Regions from separate parts of the Homo sapiens genome. Here region 2 is linked to region 1. Evidence: chromatin contacts called from ENCODE Hi-C or POLR2A ChIA-PET data. All regions are on one chromosome and are shown on one strand. Each heading gives the region's core, a stretch centred on a gene start or an enhancer-like site at or near the end of the contact. The rest is flanking DNA. Distances are from core to core; before and after follow the strand shown. Region 1 holds the start of PELO-AS1 (PELO antisense RNA 1). Region 2 overlaps ITGA1 (integrin subunit alpha 1).

Evidence for each region. A loop is a pair of places that touch in the nucleus more often than their neighbours do. ChIA-PET counts read pairs that join two places held with the same protein, here RNA polymerase II (POLR2A). Pooled maps may share reads with other maps.
Region 2: a map of IMR-90 shows a loop between it and region 1 (5-fold over the local background). The contact joins the enhancer-like site here to the promoter of PELO-AS1 in region 1. A Hi-C loop is called at or near these places in 14 of 168 maps with a recorded cell type or tissue (A673, IMR-90, Right ventricle myocardium superior and 10 more), 1 of 37 single-sample maps with no recorded cell type and 12 of 50 pooled maps. POLR2A ChIA-PET finds 5 or more read pairs at or near these places in 19 of 52 experiments (AG04449, AG04450, BJ and 13 more).

The regions. Positions count from the first base shown.
Region 1 is chr5:52,797,233-52,804,223 of GRCh38, forward strand. PELO-AS1 (PELO antisense RNA 1) reads right to left here and starts at 3,581. Exons shown (of 5, transcript NR_186455.1): 1 at 3,460-3,581. The region is part of intron 1 of ITGA1 (integrin subunit alpha 1); the gene reads left to right. PELO (pelota mRNA surveillance and ribosome rescue factor) reads left to right here. Exons shown (of 3, transcript NM_015946.5): 2 at 2,653-3,888; 3 at 4,177-6,812. The coding sequence starts at 3,163. The coding sequence ends at 4,608. RefSeq lists enhancers at 2,693-3,391, 3,392-4,091.
Region 2 is chr5:52,833,617-52,840,607 of GRCh38, forward strand. All of the region lies in intron 1 of ITGA1 (integrin subunit alpha 1), which reads left to right. Among named protein-coding and RNA genes, the nearest start is that of PELO-AS1, 36 kb to the left of the region's middle. Within about 2 kb of position 4,080, at least 9 of the 41 ENCODE cell types and tissues checked have a DNase peak (open chromatin) inside an H3K27ac peak, as active enhancers do; they include IMR-90, ascending aorta, endothelial cell of umbilical vein and 2 more, where a contact is called at or near this core.

The DNA.
Region 1 (6,991 bases), core at 2,331-4,830:
TATGAAAGATTTTATAGTATACTGAATTATGGAGGCACACTGATATTTTTTAAAATGGCCCAAAGTGGTTTGCCTCATAACTTAAAAAAAAATTTTTTTAACCATGGATTTAAGAGTCAATAAGGGTTTTTCACAGGTTTCTAATGTACAGATAAATATATGTATATTTTTCTAAAGTAGAACATTAGATCTTTCTCTAAGAGTATGATGATGACCTAGGCTGGACAGAAGGAAAAAAAAAAACTATGTAGAAGAGAAAAGTATAATAATTTTAAGAGGTGATAAAAGAGCAGGAAAGGGACTAGTGCCTTTCAAATCCTCTAGGTTGGTTCCCAAGCTGTGAGTTTTTGTTTAGCTGGTAAAGGTGACAGTTGAGGGGAAGTGACAGTGGATAATAGCACATAATTTGCAGTGAAGGAGATGATTACAAACATTCATAATATAGGATGGTGGTAGTAGAAAGAGAGGGTATGGAGTTATGCAGGCCTGAATTTCAATGCTAGTCATGTGATCTTGAAAACATTTCTTAACTTCCCCATAGTTGATTTTCTTCTATAAAATTAGGATAACAAATATTTACCTTACAGGGGAGAATTAGAGCATAGGAAAGAACTTGATAAACATTCAATACGTGATAGCTCTTCAATAAAAACCTTTTGTTAAGATCCCACTGTGTGCTTACCACTGTGATTCTGTGGCTTTTAATCTTTGGCAGACTATGGGAAAGATAAATTGTACTTAGAAAGATGATCAAGGAGCACTTCAAAGCCCCAGTTCAAAATTATCTCCTCATTCTCTCTCTCTTTCTCTCTCACAAATACACACACAAGCACACTTTCACCCTACCAATTAGGAATTTTAAGTTAACAAGATACTTTTTTTAAAATACAGTGTCCTTTGGATAGGCAAATCACCTTCACACTTGAGTGTGATTAGTTCTTTGCTTAGTGAAAAGTTGCTGGGTTCTCCTGGAATTGGAAGAAGGCAATGTGAATTAGGAACTTCTTGAGGGTACTCAGTATGATAGGAAGGTGGGAAGAAGGAGGAAGTAAGGGGAGACATAGAGAGCGAGAAACAAAGAGAAAAGAGGCCACAAATATTAATAAGTAGTGGTTCTTATTTGGACTTTCCCCTTGGAGGGGACCTTTCCGTCCCCTGATAATCTCTTAGGAAGATAATGACACTTAAGTTTAAATTGTGAAGCCTGTCAGTTGAGAAAAATGTTGAGACAAGTCTCAATCATTTTAGGACGTTTATTTGCCAAAATTAAGGACGTGCGCGGGGAAGACAGGTCTATGCCTTTCTGGGAAGATGATTTTGAGGGCTCCAAATTTAAAGGGGAAAGGGTGGGATACTGAGAAATACAGTTTTCATGTGAGAGGGTAGCAGGGGGAAAATAGTCATTCATGCCTCTGTCTGGCTTAGTCAATCTGAATCTGCATTTTTACGTAAGATAACATAGACAAATGGGGCAGGGGAACAATCAGATATGCATTTGTGTCAGGAGGGCAGAGGGGTGACTGTACCTGAAAACAGAAGCTATCTATTTACATTGCCATGGTAAATTTTCATAGAAACACTTTATGGTAAAGATCTTGGCGCTCACTGAGAATTTCCTTGTGGGCAAAATATGAGCGAGGTGTGTAGCTTTTCATCTGGTAGCCATCTCATTTAAAAACCAAGAGGCAAGGCAGTTTTGCGTGACCCAGTTCCCAGCTTAACTTTTCCCTTTGGCTTAATGAGTTTGGGGATCCGAGATTTATTTTCCTTCCACACGCCTATGCCAAACTCAGATTCCTTCCTTTCATCCCTGTTTCATCTGTTCAGGCTGGTTAGTTCCCCTTTCCAATCCACACAGAGAAAGACAGAAAAGACAGTGAGAAGCTATGTGTGCAGGACTTCTCTGCCCTCCACTCCATCTAAGCTCTCAAGAAACTTTTAGATTCTTTTGTTTTTTCTATTCATCGGTCTCTTAAAGAGGCAATCCCACTTCTCCATTTCCACTTCCTAATAAAGAATGCTAAGTAACTTAAGGATTTTCTTTAAATTATGTAGCTATTCAATCAGGGTCAGTCCTAGTTAATAGTTTTTCCCCACTTCCCATAGCCTCGGCTTTTAGCTTAGCTTTGGCAGTGAAGATCTGGCCCTAAGCTCTTGCGACCCAACCCCCAACCTAAACATTTCACAGGCTACTGGGCTGCGGAAAGCTGAGGCTGCCAACTTTGGAGCCTAGGATTCCCAGGACATCAGGTCAAGCAACTGAGAGGTCCACCCAGGGGTAAATTCCACACATAGTTTCTTCTCTCTTGGGACCAGCGCTTTAACATCTGGGTGAATCAGATCGTGCAGACACGGTAACTAGGCGCAGAAAACAGCTGGACACGTTGCTGGGAGCCCAGACAGAACGTGACCAGTAGTTCTCAGAAACCGCTTCTAAATACCAGCTCCAACAGGCTTGTAGCGTCCGAGTGCGGATAAGGCAAGAGCAAAAACGAGCATAGTTTGGGCCGTTGGGGCCAAATCTGCACTTCTGAGAGCTACTTTTACTGCTAAGCTTTGAAATTGGATTTACCCAGAGGGAAGCGTTGCAGTGGCAGCCGCAGGCAGGTAAAACTAGTATTTGCACTCACACACTCCCCGGATTCTTCACAGACAGGGATGGAAGAGAAAACTTAGGAAGTTGAAGTTTGGCATTAAAATAAAGGACTCGCCACCACTCTGTGCACCTTCTTGAGGGAGTTCATTCGTCCGGAGCGCCTCACAGCTTAGTGCGCCTGCGCACGCGCGAACTGCGGCCCCGCCTCTCCTTTGGGGACGGGAGACGTGCGTCGGGTCGCGGGACGGGGGCTGCGCATGCGCCTTCATTTCGTCAGCCCGCTGTTGCGTGCTGCCAGCGGGAACTGTGTAGGGGTAGATTTTCGCTGCAGTGTTCCCCGAGCCTGTTAGACGCAGCGCGCCGGGAGACTGAGAGAGGAAAGGATAGAGGAAGTGCTGCCCTAGGCTGCATGAGTCGAAGCAAGCGTGTTTCCTTCCCGCCAGGCAAGTGCCCTTAGAAACCGGGCCCCGCCCCCTTCCTGGCCTGCATTCCCATCCCCTCTCCCGGGGCGGAGGTGAGGACCTCCTTGGTTCCTTTGGTTCTGTCAGTGAGCCCCTTCCTTGGCCATGAAGCTCGTGAGGAAGAACATCGAGAAGGACAATGCGGGCCAGGTGACCCTGGTCCCCGAGGAGCCTGAGGACATGTGGCACACTTACAACCTCGTGCAGGTGGGCGACAGCCTGCGCGCCTCCACCATCCGCAAGGTACAGACAGAGTCCTCCACGGGCAGCGTGGGCAGCAACCGGGTCCGCACTACCCTCACTCTCTGCGTGGAGGCCATCGACTTCGACTCTCAAGCCTGCCAGCTGCGGGTTAAGGGGACCAACATCCAAGAGAATGAGTATGTCAAGATGGGGGCTTACCACACCATCGAGCTGGAGCCCAACCGCCAGTTCACCCTGGCCAAGAAGCAGTGGGATAGTGTGGTACTGGAGCGCATCGAGCAGGCCTGTGACCCAGCCTGGAGCGCTGATGTGGCGGCTGTGGTCATGCAGGAAGGCCTCGCCCATATCTGCTTAGTCACTCCCAGCATGACCCTCACTCGGGCCAAGGTGGAGGTGAACATCCCTAGGAAAAGGAAAGGCAATTGCTCTCAGCATGACCGGGCCTTGGAGCGGTTCTATGAACAGGTGGTCCAGGCTATCCAGCGCCACATACACTTTGATGTTGTAAAGTGCATCCTGGTGGCCAGCCCAGGATTTGTGAGGGAGCAGTTCTGCGACTACCTGTTTCAACAAGCAGTGAAGACCGACAACAAACTGCTCCTGGAAAACCGGTCCAAATTTCTTCAGGTAAAACAATCTTACCCAGGGATAATTAAGAATGGGCAGAGGGATTGGTATAAACTACTCCTAAAGTTTTAGAACTGGGAAAAATAAGAAGAGAAAGTCTTTACTTAGCTGGGATTTTCATGAGATAATGAAATAAAAAGAGAATGTTAAATGTCTAGCAAATTTATGGAGTAAACTTCGCTGAAACATATGAAGCCTTACTAGCGCTTTTGGCTTTAAGCCTTTGTGAGCTGATTAATGGGTGTTCTAGGAGATTATTTTGCCTAACTTTTGTAATTGTGATTCTAGGTACATGCCTCCTCCGGACACAAGTACTCCCTGAAAGAGGCCCTTTGTGACCCTACTGTGGCTAGCCGCCTTTCAGACACTAAAGCTGCTGGGGAAGTCAAAGCCTTGGATGACTTCTATAAAATGTTACAGCATGAACCGGATCGAGCTTTCTATGGACTCAAGCAGGTGGAGAAGGCCAATGAAGCCATGGCAATTGACACATTGCTCATCAGCGATGAGCTCTTCAGGCATCAGGATGTAGCCACACGGAGCCGGTATGTGAGGCTGGTGGACAGTGTGAAAGAGAATGCAGGCACCGTTAGGATATTCTCTAGTCTTCACGTTTCTGGGGAACAGCTCAGCCAGTTGACTGGGGTAGCTGCCATTCTCCGCTTCCCTGTTCCCGAACTTTCTGACCAAGAGGGTGATTCCAGTTCTGAAGAGGATTAATGATTGAAACTTAAAATTGAGACAATCTTGTGTTTCCTAAACTGTTACAGTACATTTCTCAGCATCCTTGTGACAGAAAGCTGCAAGAATGGCACTTTTTGATTCATACAGGGATTTCTTATGTCTTTGGCTACACTAGATATTTTGTGATTGGCAAGACATGTATTTAAACAATAAACTAAAAGGAAATAATCTCCACGTACTACCATCTTGATTAAATTGTGTAATTTTTTATAGGAATTATGAGTTATCTGTAGTACTTGGAAACAGAAAATGTGTGTATTTAAAGACGATGCCTATGCAGTATATTGTTTGGGATAGATTGCAAAATTTCACACTGCATGCTTTGAAACAGTTTTCCTTAGAAAAAGCTTTTGCTATCTTATCCTGTTTACATTATTTCTTTATTTTAATTCTGCTTGGTGTTCTTGCATTGCATTTAATGATCCCTTTTCTCCCCACCTCCACACACTACATTTTTTTTAGATTTAAATAGTTTTACTATTTTAAATGATTGCCGTACAATTAGTAGACTTGAAGACAAGTTTTAAATATTTTTCTTCAAAGGCTTGTTAAACCAATCATGTTAAAAGGAAATTCTTGGTTTTGGTTTGTTGTTGTTAGCATTAGTCATATTTGATTTAGAGGGTAACTTAAATCAGTTATTTTTAGCTTTTTAGAACTTTGATCTGCTAGGGATTGTCAAAATAATCTCCTTGAGGCATCTTTATTTTTAAAATGAGATTAAAGTATGTGATTTGCTTGTTATGTGGCTAATTAGTGGCAAAGCTGGAAGTCATTCCCAGTCTGGACTTTAGTTCTTTGCGCCAAAACATGCTATATTATTTATTTATTTTTTTGCTTGTCAAAGTTATACTTAATTCTGTTTTATATTTGTATGTGGCATTAATTTGGGTTTGCACATTTTTATTGGACTATTTTAGTTGTGAAGAAGCCTGTTCTAAAGTTTAAGTCACATGACTAGTATGTGGCAGTTGACTTAAACTCCAATACTCTTTACTATCATTGACTTAAACTCTGATACTCTTTACTATAATTATGGAATTGTGCAAATACCTCTGAGTTTAAAATATTATTTTTATTATTTTTGGTGCACATTCCTAAAAGTTAAGGAAGGAGCCTCAGTAATGGAATTGCTTCTTGACCTTTTGCAAACCTCAATTTAGCAAAATAATTAGGAACGATCTAATAGTGATGATACAGTTTTTAACTGCTGGATCAGCGACGCCTATTTCAAGTAGTGATACTAACTAAACTTTCGCCGGTCTTTCCTGTGTCTGTGGGCCTTCCTCCTGGTGTGACAGACTTGGGGATTTCTTGTAAACTTCCTAACTAGTCTGAACCTTTTTATTTCTTATTGGGAACTGACACTTCCCTATACTTTAAAACTCACATATGTATATTTTTGTACATCTATCTCCTAATTCAAAAGTAATTGAGATTGTCATTTCATTATAATTCCGTGAGTATCTTTAAATTACTATCAAATATGTTACTAAATAATTTAATAAGAATATAGAAATGAAGCCACTGAGATCCTTAAAGTTGAAACCTGATTGTTATTATATTTTCAGTAAGGATTTGGAGATTTTTGGACATTTTTACTCTCATAATCTATGCAGTACTGAAATGAGGTCTAATAAATATAACCAATACATGTTAGGCCATAGGTTCTTAAATTTAGCTACCTGTTCACCTCAACTTGAGAGCTCTTAAAACCCTCAGTGTCCAGGTTGCAGCTCAGACTAGTTAAATAACGTTTTATCCCTAGAAATGTTTTTTTTAAAGCTACCCAGATGATTCCAATAGGCGTCAAGGCTAATAGCCACTGATTCAGGCCTTGCTATTCAAAAGTATGGTCCGTAAACCAGCAGCATCCCTGAGAGCTTGTTGGAAACTAGAATTCAGGGATCTTTTGTAGACCTACTGAGACAGGCGCTACCTGTACCAACATCTCTAGATGATTCCTGTGCATAATAAAATCTGATAAACAAAGGCAATAGGTTATTCTTCCTGTGCTGGTAAATCTCTGGCAGGGGTCCCCAGTCAGGAAAAAGATTTGAGTATTAAGGTCTTTCAAAAAAGTTAACTGGCCATACTCAACTGTCTATAAAACCTCTATAAATTTCTGTTTTTATGTCTATGAATTATTAAATAAAATTTAACTCATTTTTAAGAAATTACATTTTCTGTTATCAAGAATACAATTCTTACTAGATCATAGGTGAAAATGTCAATAATGATAGGAGCAAATTAAAAATTCAGATAATTATTTTTGACTTTTCTAGAAGACATAATTATCTCTGGAAAGCATATACAGTAGTCTAATTCCAACTGCTACTCATTAAGTATTGGATATGTG
Region 2 (6,991 bases), core at 2,830-5,329, 37 kb after region 1:
ACTTTTCCTGGGCCATTTTTGTTGGTATTGAGTTTTTTCTTTATGTGATCATAAAGTTATAGTTTAGAACAAGGTTATTTTGTTGCAAGAGTCTATTTAGGTGTAATATTTTTTAAGCAAATTGAAGTTGTTCTGATAAATGTTTATCTAAATTAAAATATAACTCCATAAACTATGATGTGGCCATTTAAAGGGGAGGTATATTAACTTTGTGGAATTGTGCCATTAAAGACAAAGAAAAAGAAAAAAGAAAAGCAGTTGGCTGGATGAAGTAGTATAGAATTGCAAACTTACATGAGATAATAATTAGAATCAATAAGACACCTAATGGAAAAAGAATATTCATATGATATATTCATTCATTCAACAAATTTTATTAAACACATCATCTACCAATGAATCTATGAAGATCAGGTACTTTAGCAATATAGAACAATGTACAATAACACATAACATAAGACAGTCCATGTGAAGGCAGTTCATTCCTGGTGTGGTGGCTCTATTGTCAGCATAACCCTGTGTTACTTTCATCTTTCTGCTTCAGCACCTAGCACATCACTTCTGTTCAAGTTCACTTCATAGTCCAACAGGGCAGTTGAAGCCTGTCTTAGTCTGCTTAGTTGCCATAGCAGAATACCATAGACTGGGTGGCTAATATAACAGAAATGTATTCTCCCTCTGCTCTAGAAGCTAGAAGGCCAAAATCAAGTTGCTTTCAGCTTGATTTTTGATGAGGCTTCCCTTCCTGTCTTGTAAATGGCCATCTTCTTGCCGTATCCTCACACGGCCTTATCTCTGTGTACATAGTGGAGAGAGACAGAGAGAAAGGGGGTGGAGAGAGAGAGAGGGAGAGAGAGACAGAGAGAGAAAAAGAAGGAAGGAAGGAAAAAGAGAGAGAAAGAAGAAAGGGAGAGGAAGAAAGAGAAAGAAAGAGAAAGAGAGAGAGAAAGAGAGAAGAAAGAAAGAAAGAGAGAGAGAGAAGAAAGAGAGAGAAAGAAGAAAGAAAGGGAGAGAAAGAAAGACAGAAAGAAAGAAAAAGAAAGAGAAAGAAAGAAAGAAAGAGAAAGAAAGAAGGGGAAGGAAGGAAGGGGAAGGAAGGAAGGAGAGAAAGAGAGAGAGAGATCTGGTATCCCTTTCTTTTATTATAAGGACAATGGTCCTATCAGATTAGGGCCCCAGTGGTTGTGATTTCATTTAACCTTAATTACTTCCCTAAAGGCCCTATTTCCAAATGCTGTCACTTTAGCGGTTAGGGCTTCAACATATGAATCTCAGGGGACACAATTCACTCTATTGAGTGAACGCTAACTATTATACAAGAGTTCATAACTGAGAGAAGGACAAAGAAGAAAGGTAGAAGAAGGATAAAAGAGAAAGTAGAAGGACGTAAAAGGCATTCTGAGTTGAATCAGTTCTGCACAGGGGATTTCTGGGATATCCCATACAATACTTCCACTTACTTTTTTTGGGCCAGTATTTAGTCGTACAGCTATGCTATCTACCTGTTGTCTTCTGGCTGTGTACACTGCTGCCCCAAGTAAAGATTTTATTACTAATGAAAAAAACGGATATTAAGAGCTAATAAGCCTTCTTAATCATATCCAGAACTGTGCTAGGCGTTGAGAATGAGAATATAAGTTCTTATTTTTAAGTACTCTAAGGAATTCCCAGTCTAACAGGAGACTAGTACATGTAAACCAGTTACCTTTAATATAAAGCGATACATCCTATGGGATAAATGTGTACAAGTTCTGCAAAAACAGAGGAAGAATGATTATCAACGGGGGAGTTGGGGAGAGTTCACCAGGCTAAGAATTGAAGAAAGGAATTTCCAGAAGTGGGGAAAACTTTAGCAGAAGTTCGATTGAGAATACAAGATGTTTCAGGGAACTGCGCATATTGAAGGGTGGCCATTACTTGACATTCTGAGCCAGAGTAGTAATGAGATTGGAAAGGTCAAATGAGCCCTCATTTTAATGGGTCTAAAATGGTGCTTAAAAAGTGGGACAGCATTTATTGGGTGATGAATTTATAGATGTGTGTGTGTATATATTTTGATACAAGAAACCCTTCTGAAGAAATTAGTTATTAGATTCCATTGATGTCACAAGGTGTTCTTTTTGTTGTTGTTATTGGTTCGTTTGTTCTAATTTCTGCCCTTTTCAAGATTCAAATCACAACTTAAAAGCAAGGAGTTGCAAGAATATATGGAATGGTGAGAAATGATTGATGTTAGAAAGCTTTCGAAAATTGCAATACATAAGGAAAATTGTCCAATGCACATTCTTATTTATCTGCATTTATCTTTCTATATCCTGTTGAACTTTGCCGATAATTGTAGAAACACCTTGGCATTTCTTTCTTCCATCTTTATATTTTCTTGATATCATTAGAAATAGATGTTCAGTCTACCTCTTGCATGCTGACCAATCCTAAATTGGGCGATGACCTATTTATTTTGCATCTTCCCTGAATGCTTAATCTTCATGAACTAGAAATGGCCAGTAGAAAGTCAGTAAGTGTTACTTAATTTACTTCCGTATTTATTAAATTTCTCCCAGAGTAAGGAATTATGAGTTCCTGGAGCAGCACATGTGTCTCTTTCTTACAGAAAATTTCAGTTCCATGGTGAGGATTATTTGCACATCTCTGAAGAGGCAATGGTCCATCCAGACAAAATAGCACAGAGCCAGTACATAAAATAAGAAAGTGGACTGTGGACAAGTCCTGACAAAATTATGGAAAGAGGAACTAGTGAAAATTCTAGCAAGTCAGTATCTTTTCTGGCCAGTACATTTGTGTAAGCAAATTGAACTTTAATCATAATATAGTGCCAATTTGATTTCCAAAATCTTTGTCTTTTTTTGGTCCCGCCTTGGAAGTTGAATCTCAGTCATGTACACCAGAATATGAATGCGAGATGACAGCTCCCATAACAAATCACCCTTGGCCAGATTTCCGCCACTTGGTTGTTCATTTTGCCTACCTCTGAAATTAGCAAATCTCTGCCTTTGTCTACTTGTGCCTTCTCAGATCTGCTGCTCCTGGCCCATTCCTTGATCTCAATGTGGCTGAAAGTATTAAGATTTTAGAGCATGTATAAAGATAATAAAGGTCATTCAATCAAGCTCTTCTATTTTGTGCATTTTTTGCTTCTCTAAGAAGCAAGAATGGCACTGTGATTTCATTGTTGAAATAGTTAAGAAAATAGGGGACAATTTTGATAAAATTAGAAAATCTTAGAGAAGTATCCTGTTACTACGTCTTCAAATGTATAATGATAATTATACAGGAAAATTTAAAGGCATTTTTATCATAAAATGCTTCAAGCAAACGAGAAAATTATGAGGAATAATATATCAAATAGCAATGTGCCCTCTACCCAGCTTTGCAAAATCTAAACATTTTTCTGTAATTGTTTATTTTTCATAAGAAATAAAACTTTATTAGGATTTTTGAGAAAGTCCAGTAAAGACCAAACCTCTTCCTCACTTGAGATCAGAACCAATTGGGAAATGACAAAGAATCAGACTGATGAATCAGCATGGCTGATGAATTAAATTCCCACTACTGAACCGTAGAGGAGGCTGTCTACACTCCAGCGCCAGCCGAGAGCCTGACACTGGACGAACAAAGCAAAGCATTTTCTTAACGTAGGCAGGCTCAGTTCTAAAAGAAAATGAGAAAGAGAGGATGGGGCTGGCCACACAGTGTCTCCTTCCAGACTCACCAATCAATTAGTGTGAAGGAAGGGCAGGTTGAGAAATAGCCGAGAAGTATTACAACCGGTGAGGCACTCACCCCATGGAAGGAAATGTCAGAAGTGGAAAGTTAGCATTTCCCTCTAAAAACATATAAAGTTAAAGCCATGTTTTTATTCCCTTTTAGACCCTATTTTTTCCTCCCCTTCTCCCATGCAAATGTAACCTCTACCCTGAATTTTAAGATCCTTATATATAACAAATACTTAGTCACTAGTGTTGTGATTCTAAGTATCAGAATGCTTCCATTTAAGGGAAATATTGGCTGCCGGTTCTTGGGGATATTGACTATAACATCTGCAGTTACTTCAGTTTCAAGATACTCTTGTAGACTAATGGAAAGAATGTAAAAGATGATGCTACTAGATAGAAATAGAGTTTGGATCGAAGGATGTTACTGCCCAACTAATGTTCTAAGTGCTGAAAGATCATCCTGGTCTTAGCAACAGCAATTATAACTAAGAAAACAAAGTTTAGAGTTATCTCAAAACAGAAAAGAAAGCATCAAAAAGTTATCTCTTTCCTCTGAAACAAAAATAAGCATTCTAGTGACCCTTGCCTTCTGAAATATTTCAACATTCCAAGCTACTGAGACTTTTCTTATTTTCTTATAAACAAACTTTAATGCCCTTTAAAATACTTTCTGATTTCTTTTCTAAGCGTTTTCAGGTGAATAACAAGTTACATTCGTTTGGCTTATTTTCTCTTCATAAAATGGACAAGTTTTTAGTTGAGCAGAGGAACCGAAAAACTTCTGAATGAAGGAAATATTTGGTAGTGAATGATATAATGGAAAATTGCTATAATAAGTAGCTGGGAAGAAGCAAGGAAGGGAGAGAAATTATACAGAATCATTTTAGTTTAAGTGGCAGTGTATGATTAGAAGCAGTACTGAGACATTGAGAAAAATAGTCTATTACATACCATAGGAAAATCAACAATGGCATCTCTGAATATGGAATTGCTAGTTAAAGCTACTAGGTGACTCTAGGATGGACAATTTTTTTTAATAGGTTTTTGGTTTTGGTTGAGGTACACTGTCAGAGTGTGCACAGTATTTCATTTTGTTAGTTAGCTTCATGAAGACCTTAATTTATTAATGTTAATGATTGACCACTTGTGTGTTAAACCAGAAAGTATTTAGTCAGTTGAATTCCATCACAAAAGAAATGTTATGAATCCGTATATTTTGCCTCCTGTTTCTGAGAAATATGGCAAATAAAAAAAGAGAGGTCAAACTAAATCTAATACCTCTTTAAGTCCCACAGCAAAATAAAACATAGGTAGGCCTCATTTTATGTTTTGATTATGTCTTGAAAACCTTGTATACAAGTTAAAACATTTGTAAAAGTCTAGGCATGCTTCATTTTTGAAATAATGTGGTAGATAACTTAAAATGCCAGTAATTATTTTCCAGTCTAAATAATCACAACATTGAGTCAGGTGTGGTGACTCACGCCTGTAATCCCAGCACTTCAGGAGGCCGAGGCAGGCGGATCACTCGAGCCCAGGAGTTCAAAACCAGTCTGGGCAACGTGACGAGCACTTTTCTATACAAAAAATACAAAAATTAACCAGGCATGGTGGCATGTGCCTCTGGTCTTAGCTACTTGGGAGGCTGAGGTGGAAGAATCACTTGAGCTGGCGAGGCCGAGGCTGCAGTGAGCCATGATTGCACCACTGCATCCTAGGCTGGGTGACTGAGTGAGACCCTGCCTCAAAACAAAAACAACAACTACAACAACAACAACAAAGTCACAACATAATTTAATAGATTTTTTCATATGTTGGAATTTCACTAAGTGAAGAATACCTGTTATATGTTATATGTTATAGGTGATACCGTAAGGCATATGAATGATCATATTTCTAAAAAACTTTTTACTTTGGCTCCTAAATTTCAATAATCTAAATAAATACTTTGAGGTATATTTGAATATGTTTTTTGTTTTCATTCATTTCTATTTTATTTTTATTTACATCTGAATGTGTTTTCACGAAACAATTTTAGCTCCAAACTCCAAATTGCACTATTAGGGAAAGGGAGAATAGCTTTTGGCTCTTCTTGTACTATTTGAACATTAGGTAACTGGTTACTGTCTTCTGCACACTTTTAGGATGTCATTGGTTCAATCTCAGGGTCAAGTCTTACCCAACTGTCCTATGTACTCTGTCCATTCATGCCTTAAAAGAAAGAACCTGAAGAAAAAGTTGTACCTTTATTAGCAGGTTCTTTTAAATGAATTTTATTAATTAACATATAATTTCTTCTCAGTAAGATATGTGAGCTGGCAACACATTGCCAATCCTATGGTTATTTTTGTTAGTATGCACAATAGGTAGTTTCATGGGTCAGGAAAGCAGAAATAGTATACAAGGTTAAAGAAATGATTTTCAGTTCTCTAATTTCCACTGGAATTATTAAACATATAAATAAACAAAAAAGAAGTAAGATAACTCACTGTCCCTAGGTGAAGCAATGAAAGTAAGTGAAGTAGTAACTGTGTCTCCTGTTTCACCCTCATGCTTGGAACATGTGTATGCCTTCAAAAGCTCACATCCAAGTCATCCAGAAAAATTAGCCTGTTAAATAGTATAGGAGAATCAACAATGGAATCTCTTAGTGCCTGGAATTTGCAATTGCCAGTTAAAGCTAGTAGGTAAATTAAAAATAATTTATTTTACAGTGTATACTACCTCTTTGCTTTACTGACCCTCAAAAACGCCTGCTGTGTATACTAACAAAAATACCTTTATAACTGGCAATATCTTACTGAGAAAAAGTTATAAGTAAATGAATAAAATTCATGGAAAATATTCCACTAACGAAAGTACCACTTTTATTCAGATTCTTATACATGCAAAGGCTTACAATATCATATTTCTGGGTAAATACTTAAATAGGATGCCACCCTGCTTTGTTTTGAAGCGTAGTACGCCTTTCCGTATGCAGTGCTCCATGCTGTGCAGTCACGGAAATTAATGAGTTCAGCGTTCAGGATGCCAGGGCAGCTGGAGAACAGAGTTCTGTGCTCATGTGGCTTACACAAACACACGAGTTGTGTTTCCCACAGTGGGATCCAGGGACCCCTGAGGTTCTGCAGCTTTTTTATTTGGTGAAACATAGATCCGAAAGATGATGCTGATGTGGTGAAGGGGGTTGGTTTCTGAAACTGTTTAAGAATTTTAGAGATCAAGAGTAGGTCTGAGAGGAGCTGGCAAAGCAGGCA